3 separate regions of the Mus musculus genome follow, and all the other regions are linked to region 1. Evidence: chromatin loops called from intact Hi-C (ENCODE). Cell type or tissue: heart. All regions are shown on one strand. Each heading gives the region's core, and the rest is flanking DNA. Links, peaks and the distances in the headings are about the cores only.

The links. Hi-C counts contacts between places; a loop is a spot of excess contacts. Peaks named below come from ENCODE experiments on the same cell type or tissue, not always from the same donor. Only the 100,000 strongest peaks of a DNase experiment are listed, where the experiment ranks them.
Region 2: a loop joins it to region 1, with 3 times the contacts of the local background. A loop is called at or near these places in 5 of 42 quality-filtered maps.
Region 3: a loop joins it to region 1, with 2.7 times the contacts of the local background. A loop is called at or near these places in 5 of 42 quality-filtered maps.

What each region holds. Positions count from the first base shown.
Region 1 is chr8:110,969,440-110,972,485 of GRCm38, reverse strand. It overlaps St3gal2 (ST3 beta-galactoside alpha-2,3-sialyltransferase 2), which reads right to left. Exons shown (of 7, transcript NM_009179.3): 6 at 2,823-2,942; 7 at 1-2,384. The coding sequence ends at 2,211. Among named protein-coding and RNA genes, the nearest start is that of Gm51551, 19 kb to the left of the region's middle. In heart, for the core only: no CTCF peak of the experiment used is centred there; a DNase peak (open chromatin) is centred at 2,105; H3K4me3 peaks cover 1,471 bases; H3K27ac peaks cover 1,474 bases.
Region 2 is chr8:110,745,713-110,748,758 of GRCm38, reverse strand. It overlaps Il34 (interleukin 34), which reads left to right. Exons shown (of 7, transcript NM_001135100.2): 4 at 19-96; 5 at 355-516. Among named protein-coding and RNA genes, the nearest start is that of Gm15894, 8.4 kb to the left of the region's middle. In heart, for the core only: no CTCF peak of the experiment used is centred there; no DNase peak of the experiment used is centred there.
Region 3 is chr8:110,750,772-110,753,817 of GRCm38, reverse strand. The region is part of intron 2 of Il34 (interleukin 34); the gene reads left to right. Among named protein-coding and RNA genes, the nearest start is that of Gm15894, 3.4 kb to the left of the region's middle. In heart, for the core only: no CTCF peak of the experiment used is centred there; no DNase peak of the experiment used is centred there.

The DNA of each region.
Region 1 (3,046 bases), core at 547-3,046:
TTTTTAATTTAGTTCTAAGATCCATACGACCTATTTTAGTGAGTAGTTTAAGGTGCAGACCCAACATTCCCCCCTGTTTTCCAGTTACCCTACTGAAGTTTAAGCATTTATCCTTAGTGACAGGCAAAACTCAGAGAGGCACTATCTGCCCTCCGCAGCTCTCCCAGAGAACTCTTCCTTTGCATAGCACTTTGTACTGGCAACAAGCTGTGGGCCACACAGCACGATTGGGCTAAGCAGAAAAATGTCAGAACTCGTGAGAGAACTCACTAGAGATTTTTTGCTCCTTTTTTTCCCCCTTAAGAAAGGTCTCATGTAGCCCAGGTTAGTTTGAAAGTTACCATGTAGCTGAGGCTAGCCTTTAACTTCTTTTCCTGCCCCTCAGCCTCTCAACTGCTAGGATTAAGGGCACATGCCACCATGCCTGACATAATAAGTTGATTTTTTTTTTTAAACCATAATACTCAGAGTCCTTAGGGGGGACTTCAGTGAACAGAGCCCATGAACTAGACTCCTCAGCCGTAAGAGGGTATCAGAGTTGTGTTGTTCTCCCAAACACCCTTACCTCCTTAGACACCTAGGATGGTGCAGTTCAGAACAGATGAGTGACTCTATGGGCTTTGTTCTTTTTAATTCAGGGAAAGAAACGGAAGGGAAAGTTGAATGTTTAAATAACTCTAGAAGAAAAAGATGTAGATTCTGGGACCTACCTTTTCTAGAATGGGGATTCATGATTTAAACAAAACAAAGGGAAGAAAAATAAATTACTCTTCTCAATACTGTTTGGCATAATTGCATTGCTTTCCCGTTTCTCATCACAGCAGCTTGAGAGCAGAGATGAGACAGGCAAAAACTGGAACGGTGACTATGTGCGATGGTTCGAGCCCTGAGAGGTTCTGCTATACGCCCCTCCCTTTTTTTTTTTCCTCCACCCGTGCTTTTGAAACTGGGAAGGAACAGACTCGAGCAAAGTTCTCCATGTATTAGTTTTTAGGGTTGTTGCCTCATCCCAAACCTCTTAACACTCTCCCTTATGTGTGACTGTCCCCCAACCAGGCTGCTTGGTAATGTGAACTCATTAAGAATGGGAAATATTTATGTGGACGCTGCAGCAGGGACGTGTTTTCTGCGGCCTGAGACATTCACTGAAGCCCTTTCTCCCAGTGAACCTCAACTGTGACCAAGTCATGCAAGTAGCTTCCAGTTGTAACCCCTGATTCTTGACTGAGCGGCCCTTCTGGAGCTGGAGAGTAGGTTAGAACAGGCGAGTAAGCAGGGTAAAGGTGCGGACAGGAGGAGGCATGCAGGGCAGCCACCAATCCGCTCCTCCCCAGCAAAGCTCCGAGCCATCTGCGCGAGGCCCCGCAAACAATTGTCAAGCAATCTTGGTTGGATCGCCATCCCTGGCAGCTTGAGGGTAACTAAAGCATGAGTCCAAAGCAAATCCTACCCCCAAGCAAGAGGCTGCCTGCTCCTCTTTGGGGTGACAATGAAAGAAAACGGTACATGCTCAGGGATCTCCTTTCCAGCCAACTGTCCAACCGTGTTGCTCTCTCGCGCCTTAGGGCTAAAGACACGGGTCACGTGTGGGAGAGCAAAAGCAGCCGAGTCAGGGTGGTCTCACTTTGTCTCCGAATCAACAGGTGAGCTGGAGAGGAGGCCCAGGACCTAAGGACAGACGCTGAGAAGGTGGTAGGAGACAGGAGTGAGGGCACATGTGAGAGAAGCACCTTGCATGTGACCCGGTGAAGCTTCCTACCCGTTCCTGACACTAGTGAGGCCCTAGGGAGATCAACCCAACAGGGGGTGAATTCAACCCCCTACTACCTGGTGCGCCACGGAAAGCCCTGGAGAGTGTCTCACCGGAACCACATTTCTTTGGATGGCTTCACTCACCCACCCGGCCTAAGCTGGAAATGAGCAGTTCAAGGCGCTCCTGCCCAGCCCCAGACCCGCCTCTTAAAAAGCATCAAAATTCTTATCCAAAGCAGGTTTAGGGGAGGGGGTCGAGGCCCGCCGCCTCCCAAGGCCATGATTGGTGGAGACGGCGGCGCCGGAAATTCTCCTTGAGTTGCGTGATTGGCTAAGAAAGAAGCTCCTCCCAACTGCAGCACTGATTGGTTGCTGGGGACGGCGCAGTCTGATTGGTGGGCTGCAACCGGCGCTTGCCGGACCCAGAAGTGACTGGTTCTGAAGGCGCTCAGGGCCGCTCAGTTCCCTCGGTAGACCTCGATCTTGCTGGCCTTGGCCAGCATGTCGATGATGTGGGCTTCGAAGTCGGCGTCATGCACGCCTGTCTTCCGGAACTCGCCCGCGTACCGGTTGTTCTCCCAGTAGTGGTGCCAGTTGCCTCGACTGTCGGCCCCGAACCCATACACGTTCACCTGTGAGGAGGGTGGCACAGGGGTCACTGGGAGTCGGGGGCGTGGTTGGGGACACCCAGGCCTGACATAAGGGCACTGACTCAGAGGGGACTTCTGTCTCTTTCTCATTTGTGTTTCGCTTTTTCACGACTGGGTCTTATGTAGCCCAGGTTGGCCTCAAACGCTGCTCCTGTCTCAAACTCTCCGTATCTGATTACAGGTGCCACCATGACCCTGCTAAAAATGTGCCTTTTAAATGAAGTAGTTTTGTTAGTAAATCTTAAAAGGTAATGACGATGGGAAATGCAAAAATATTGTTTATAGGAATAACAGATATGAAAAAACATGGTTTCTGTTTACAAAAACTACTTCCCGGGAACCACAGCTAAGATGGGGAAAGGGCTGTTTCCTCTGTTTATGGTTCTCCTAATTCTGCTCTAGACAACACCGACTGCCTACCTCATCACACACATGTAGTGCAAAGAAGAGCACCAGCATTCCTGTGGAAGGGTAGCGCCCGTGGTGCTCGGTCCACCTGTCGTGAATGTACTTGAAGAAGGCTGGGTTGTAAATCTGGACCTGCAAGGAGAGAAAGGTACATGAAGGGCTTGGAGGTCTGGAGATTTGGGCCAGGCTCTGAACAGCTTCTAGCAGTTCCTCGGGAATGCAGCACATGGGTATTC
Region 2 (3,046 bases), core at 314-2,813, 220 kb after region 1:
GTTCTTGTTCCTCTTCAGAAACATTACTTCCCCATCAACTACAGGATTGCTGTGCCTTATGAGGGGGTACTCAGAGTGGCCAACATCACAAGGCTGGTGAGGACCCTTCCCGGGGTGGGGAGCCGCTGCCTGCCACAAGTCACTTAGAAGCTTGTGGGTCTTGGCAGGTTGTCCCATTGGCCTTTCCCTAGCCACTCAAGCAAAGCCTGCCACTAACCTAGGCCCAAGGTTGTCTGCTGGCAGCCGTGGGTGACTGTGATGGGTCCCAGGCAGTGGCAAATGCATGGGGGTAGGGGAGTGGTCAGTGCCCAGAGGCCTACGCTTGTGCGTCACTGATGTCTCCTGTCCCTGCAGCAGAAGGCTCACGTGAGTGAGCGAGAGCTTCGGTACCTGTGGGTCTTGGTGAGTCTCAATGCCACTGAGTCTGTGATGGATGTACTTCTCGAGGGCCACCCGTCCTGGAAGTATCTACAGGAGGTTCAGACATTGCTGGAGAACGTACAGCGGAGCCTCATGGTGAGCTGTGCGCATGCGCGTGTGGGTTTGGCCGATGCTGGCAAAGGGCTAAGAAGGGAGAGTTCTGCCATGCGCTGAGCATGTGAGACACACGAGGGATGGGGACAGAGAGGATTTGGGACCTTGTTTCAAGCTTACCTGAGCGCCCCTCTTAAAAAAATTTTTTTTATTATTGTTGTTTTTAATTTTATAACCCATTGAGTCCAATTACTTCTGCCCACTGTTCACTACCCACGCTGGCTAGACCTTGTACAGGTGTTGTGAGGTAACCAGTGTACTCATGGGTGCACCGGGCATGCCATCTTCATAAGACAGCATTATTTATTTGCTTGTTTGAGAGAGTTTCATTCTGAAACCCCGCCTGGCCTGAAACTTGCTGTGTAGAACAGGCTTTGCCTCTTGTGTCCTGAGTCTTAGACAAGCCAGGGAATCCTCTAATTTCATATTTGTATCTGAAAAAATGAGGCTCCTCTAGAAAGGGGAGAAGGAAGAAGGCAGAAGATAGTGAAATTTTTTTGTTCTTTAAAGACACAGAAATATTGTAAGAATGTGTCTGCATTTTAATCCCAGGTGTGGGATATGGGGCTGCTTCAGATTGTCCACAGCAGCTGACTCTGATTTGCCTCGTGCTCTAGCAGAGGCATGGTTTTGTCAGCTGCAGATAGTTTCTGCGAGTGTGTGATGTTTGGATGGATGGATAGATAGATAGAAGGGGTTGTTTTGGACAGCTGGTGGTTAGATGTCGTTTGTTACACAGTTTGTTGAGATGAGAAGAAGAAATTAGATATTCTGATGGTGGGTGAAGATCAAACATGCCCCAAGAACTTGACACCCCTAATCAGCAGGAAGTAGTCTAATGATAACATCGCCCCCTTTCCCCTCTATGCTTTTTTCTCTACTATTTAGTGTTAGGGGGTGGAGAAGGGTGGAAGAAAAAAAGAACCCACAAAGTAGCCAAAGGTTCAGTTACAAGGTGGACTGACAGGAACTTTCAGAGTATTGAAACTGTTCTGTGTAACTCGGTGACAGTGGACACTCTGCTTTTATCAAAAGCCCGTGGAGCGTGGAGGGCGAGCCATAATGACTATGACTTGAGTTTAGAACAAGCATGGGAAGGAAAGGAGATAGTGTGTGGCATGACTGTAACCCAGCACTCTGGAGGCTTGAGGTGGGGGAGATGTTAGGTTCAAGGCCAATCTGGGTTACATAGTGGGAGCCTGTCTCAGAAGCAGCCCTCGAAGCCATCTGATCATCCAACCGAAAACCTCCCGAGTTGTAACCTGACAGACATGTCCCTACCTCCTCAGGCCGTTGGTGTACACCTGCCGGGACACGTACTTGTGACCCTGCTCAGCCAGCTGCCTGGCCTCCCCAGCCCATGGGCCAGATCATTTGACACCAGCTGGGAGCTTCTGATGATGAAAGGTTTGGGACAGGCGACTGTTTTTGCAGCTGTCTGGAACTTCTCCTGGGATGGTTCTCCCAGTTCCTGCTAAGAGGGTCGCACGGATTTGCCCTTTTGTGCTTGTGAGCAAGATGGGTGTCCTGGGCAAGCTGGCTTGGCTTGAGGAAGAGACCTTTTCTGCCTTTGTTTTACCCATCGAACAGACACCGAGAAGCTAATGTGTGTGAGGTTGGGCAGGAGAGTGTGAGGCCTCCGCCCTCTGATTCTGGTCCTGGGCTCTCTGACTGAGGCACTGTACATAGCGATGGTTATATTACTCAGATGTAGTTGGGTCTGGTCCCTTTTCCTTCCCCTCCTGGCTGCTGAAAGCTTAGCCAGTATACTGGGTACTCCCTCTACCACTGAGATATACCCCAACTCTGCAGCCAGATTTTTTTTTTTAATGTGTATGAGTACACACTGTAGCTGTCTTCAGACACACCAGAAGAGGACATTGGCTCCCATTATTGATGGTTGTGAGTCACCATGTGTTTGCTGGGAATTGAATTCAGGACCTCGGGAAAAGCAGTCAGTGCTCTTAACCACTGAGCCATCTCTCCAGCGGCCCCACCCCCCCAACCTTGAGCTCACAGAGATCTGTCTGTCTCTGCCTCCTGAGTGCTGGGATTAAAGGTAGGCCCCATCACCACCTGGCTTGCAGCAGCCTTTAATCTTCCTGCTTCCTTACTGTTAGTGGTCTGTGACGGTAGCTTTGAAGATGGATTCCACTTATGATAGTGTGACCTCAGAGGCCAGGCCCTGTTTTTTTTTTTCCAACAGTATAACCTTGAACAAGCTGTTTCACTCCTGAGCTTTTAGGTCATCACTTGTAGCCTACATCTCTTTTTAAAAATTTTTTTTTATTTTTATTTTTTGGTTTTTCGAGACAGGGTTTCTTTGTATAGCCCTGGCTGTCCTGGAACTCACTTTGTAGACCAGGCTGGCCTCGAACTCAGAAATCCACCTGCCTCTGCCTCCCAAGTGCTGGGATTAAAGGCGTGCGCCACCATGCCCGGCTGTAAGCCTACATCGTATCCAGCTGTAAAACAAGGATTCAATGAATTTATCCTATCTCCTCTATCTATC
Region 3 (3,046 bases), core at 314-2,813, 220 kb after region 1:
TCCCTGGAGCTGGGGTTACGGCCATCTGGCATGGGTGCTGGGAACTGAACTTGGGTCCTCTAAAAGAGCAGGAAGTGCTCTGATCCACTGGGGCACCTCTTCAGCCCCAAATGATCGCATTTATTTACTTATTATGTTGGGAAGGGGGATGTGTGTGTGTGTGTATATATGATGGTTGGAGAAAGAAGGTCTGCTCTCTCCTTCCACCAGGTCTCAGGTTGTCAGGCTTGGCGGCAAGTGCCTGCATTGGCTGAGCCTTCTCACTAGGCTTGCCCACCTGAGAGGAAGTGAGACTGGAGGGGCCTGGTTGAAGGAGGAGTGTTTCAGATGGCATCTCTCAGGATTTGGCCAGGGCCTTACAGGGGACCTGGGGGACCTGGAGGTTATCAGGCTACCTTAACATCACCACAAGTTTGTGACTTGGCCCTGTCAATGTATTTCCTCCTAGTTCTTGGGACTAGAGGTCTGAAATTGGGGTGTTACTGGCCACCAAGGCTCTAGGGGAGGGTCTTTTTGCCTCCTCCAGCTTCTGGTGGCTCCTGGTATTCCTTGGCATGTGCCAGTATTAGCAGTTTGCACACTGTCTCCATCTGCAAGGCCTTTCCCTCTTCGATATCTTTCTCCTGGAACACCAGCCACTGGACCTAGCCAGGCTCTCCCTAAGCCCAGGACAACCTCACATTAAGAGCCTTTGCTTTAATTACACCTTTAATGAGCCTAATTCTAAATAAAGTCATTCTTAGATTCCAGGTGAATAAGAATTTGGGAGGGGGAATGTTATTCAACCCATTTTACAGATTCACATTGGTCAGTGGGGATGGAGGTGACATGCTTCATTTATCCCAGTAGAAATGGCTACCTTGTTGGGGGGCACATGTTCCCCTCTCCCCCCGACCAGTGTCTGGGCCAGGGGAAGCCTTATACCTCACCTTGAGCTTCCAGATCTTGGTTCTTGTCTCTGGCGGGGAGGAGACAGGAAAACCTGACCAGGTCAGTGGGACACTGGCTGTGTGGCTTCTGGGGTGCAAAGCGTTGTGGGTGACAGCTACACTGTCCCTGCCTGGTCCCCAGTTTCTCCTGGTCGAAGAGGCAGGAAAACAACACTTGCAATTGGAAATGGCAGCCTGGCTGCAAAGTGTGTTTCATCCGGGGGAGGCAGGTCACCTGCGGACAGGCTTTCAGGGACGGGCTGCATGCCGGCCATGCTGGGCTCAGGTGCTCTGGTAATTCTAAGACCCTGTCCCAGTTTGCCTTCTATTGCTGTGATAAAAGAGCAGGCTCCAAATCGACATGGTGAGGAGGGGTTTATTTCGGCTTACAGTTGTAGCTCACCCTGGAGGGAAGCCGGGGTGGGGAGGTGGGGAGGTGGGGGTGAGGGGTGGGGGTTGAAATAGAGACCACAGAGAGAAGCCGCTCACTGACTTGCTTTCTATGGCTGGATGCTTTCTTCTAGCAGTCAGAACCATCATCTAGGCGTGGCCCTTCTCCCTGCTGGCTGAGCCCACCCACGCCAATCATTAACCAAGAAAATGCTACAGAGTTGCCCACAGGCAATCTGATGGGGGCATTTTTCTCAACATATGCTTCCCTTCCTGGATAGCTCTAGCTGGTGTCAACGAGACAAAACAAAAACAAAAATAAAATAAAAACACAAAAACCAAAAAACAAAACAAAACAAAAAAAAAAAAACAAAAAAACCCCAGCTAGGATAGACCTGACTCCTATCTTAAGGACACATTGGGTAAAGCCAACATGGTCCATGGGGTGGGACTTGATGGATTGACAGGCTATAGTGATTGATTGGCTGCTGATAGGGAAGAAGACTCATTATGGATAGGATAGAACACCCCACCCCGAAAGATAAAGGCCTTGTTGTTGTTGTTGTTGTTGTTGTTGTTGTTGTTGTATGTACAATCCCTGTGGACCAGAGGTAGCCATTATGATTATCAGTCTGCAAGTGTCACTTGGGTCCAGGGTTCTCAGTGGCTGTCACTTTCAACCAGGAGTGCAATGCAGAGGTGCCTTCTCCACCTGTCGGATCAGAAATGTGGGGTGGAGTTGGTCCACCTGTACCTTAGCCAACTCCCTAGGGGATTCAGGTGCGTGCTTGCTTGCTTGCATTTCCATTCCCAGAAACCACCTCTCCCTTCAGGTGTAAGGCTCTGTCCCTGAGGGCATGCTGTAGTTACAGCTTAAGTTCTCCATGTTCCCAAGATGCTATGACCTGGCTAGGTGATGAGTGACCCAGGCAAGCAGTGCTGGTGGGGACGTCCAGGGTTGGAGCCGAAGTCTCAGACGGTTCCAGGAGTGGGTGGGCTAGGTGTGGATTTGCAAGGCAAGGCAGGGACCAAAAGCAAGCCTATGTTAATGGGCCCAGCACTGTGATTATTTATTTATTTAAATTTACTTTACATTTTATTTTGTTCGGGAGGGTGTGTGTGTGTGTCACAGCACCTGCATGGAGGTCAGAGGGCAGCTTGCAGGAGTTAGTTCGCTCCTTCTCCCATGTGGTTCCTGGGGATTGAACTCAGGTCATCAGGCTTGGTAGCAAGCCCCTTTACCCACTGAGCCATCTTGTAGGCCTAATACTGGTTGTGTTTATTTGTTCCTTCAGCCCAGTGCTGTGTTAGGTGATCCTTGCAAGAAAGTGGTTGTCAAGAGTTCTACAGTTGAAGAGGGCAGTAACTGTGGTTTGTGTGGAGTTCAGATTCTGAGTAGATCCAAGTATCAGGGGAAACAGAGAGCGCTCCTAGGACTTGGTCCAGCACGTGGGAACGAGCAGGGCGATCCTGGAGACGGGGAACGGAAGCTAAGAGGGAGCATGGCCCCCAGACAGTGGAGATACAAAGCCCCCAAATCTTCAAGGTGTCGGGAAGTGAGAGGAGAGAGATCCAGTTAGTGATGTCTGCTTGTAACTGATGAGGGAGGTAATGTCAGCCAGCCTGGCTGTCTTGCTCAAAAGGAAAAAGGAAAAAAGAAAAAAAGAAAAGGCAAAGTTTAATTATTGTTTCTGACAACAACAACAACAATAGATATTAAACTAGGC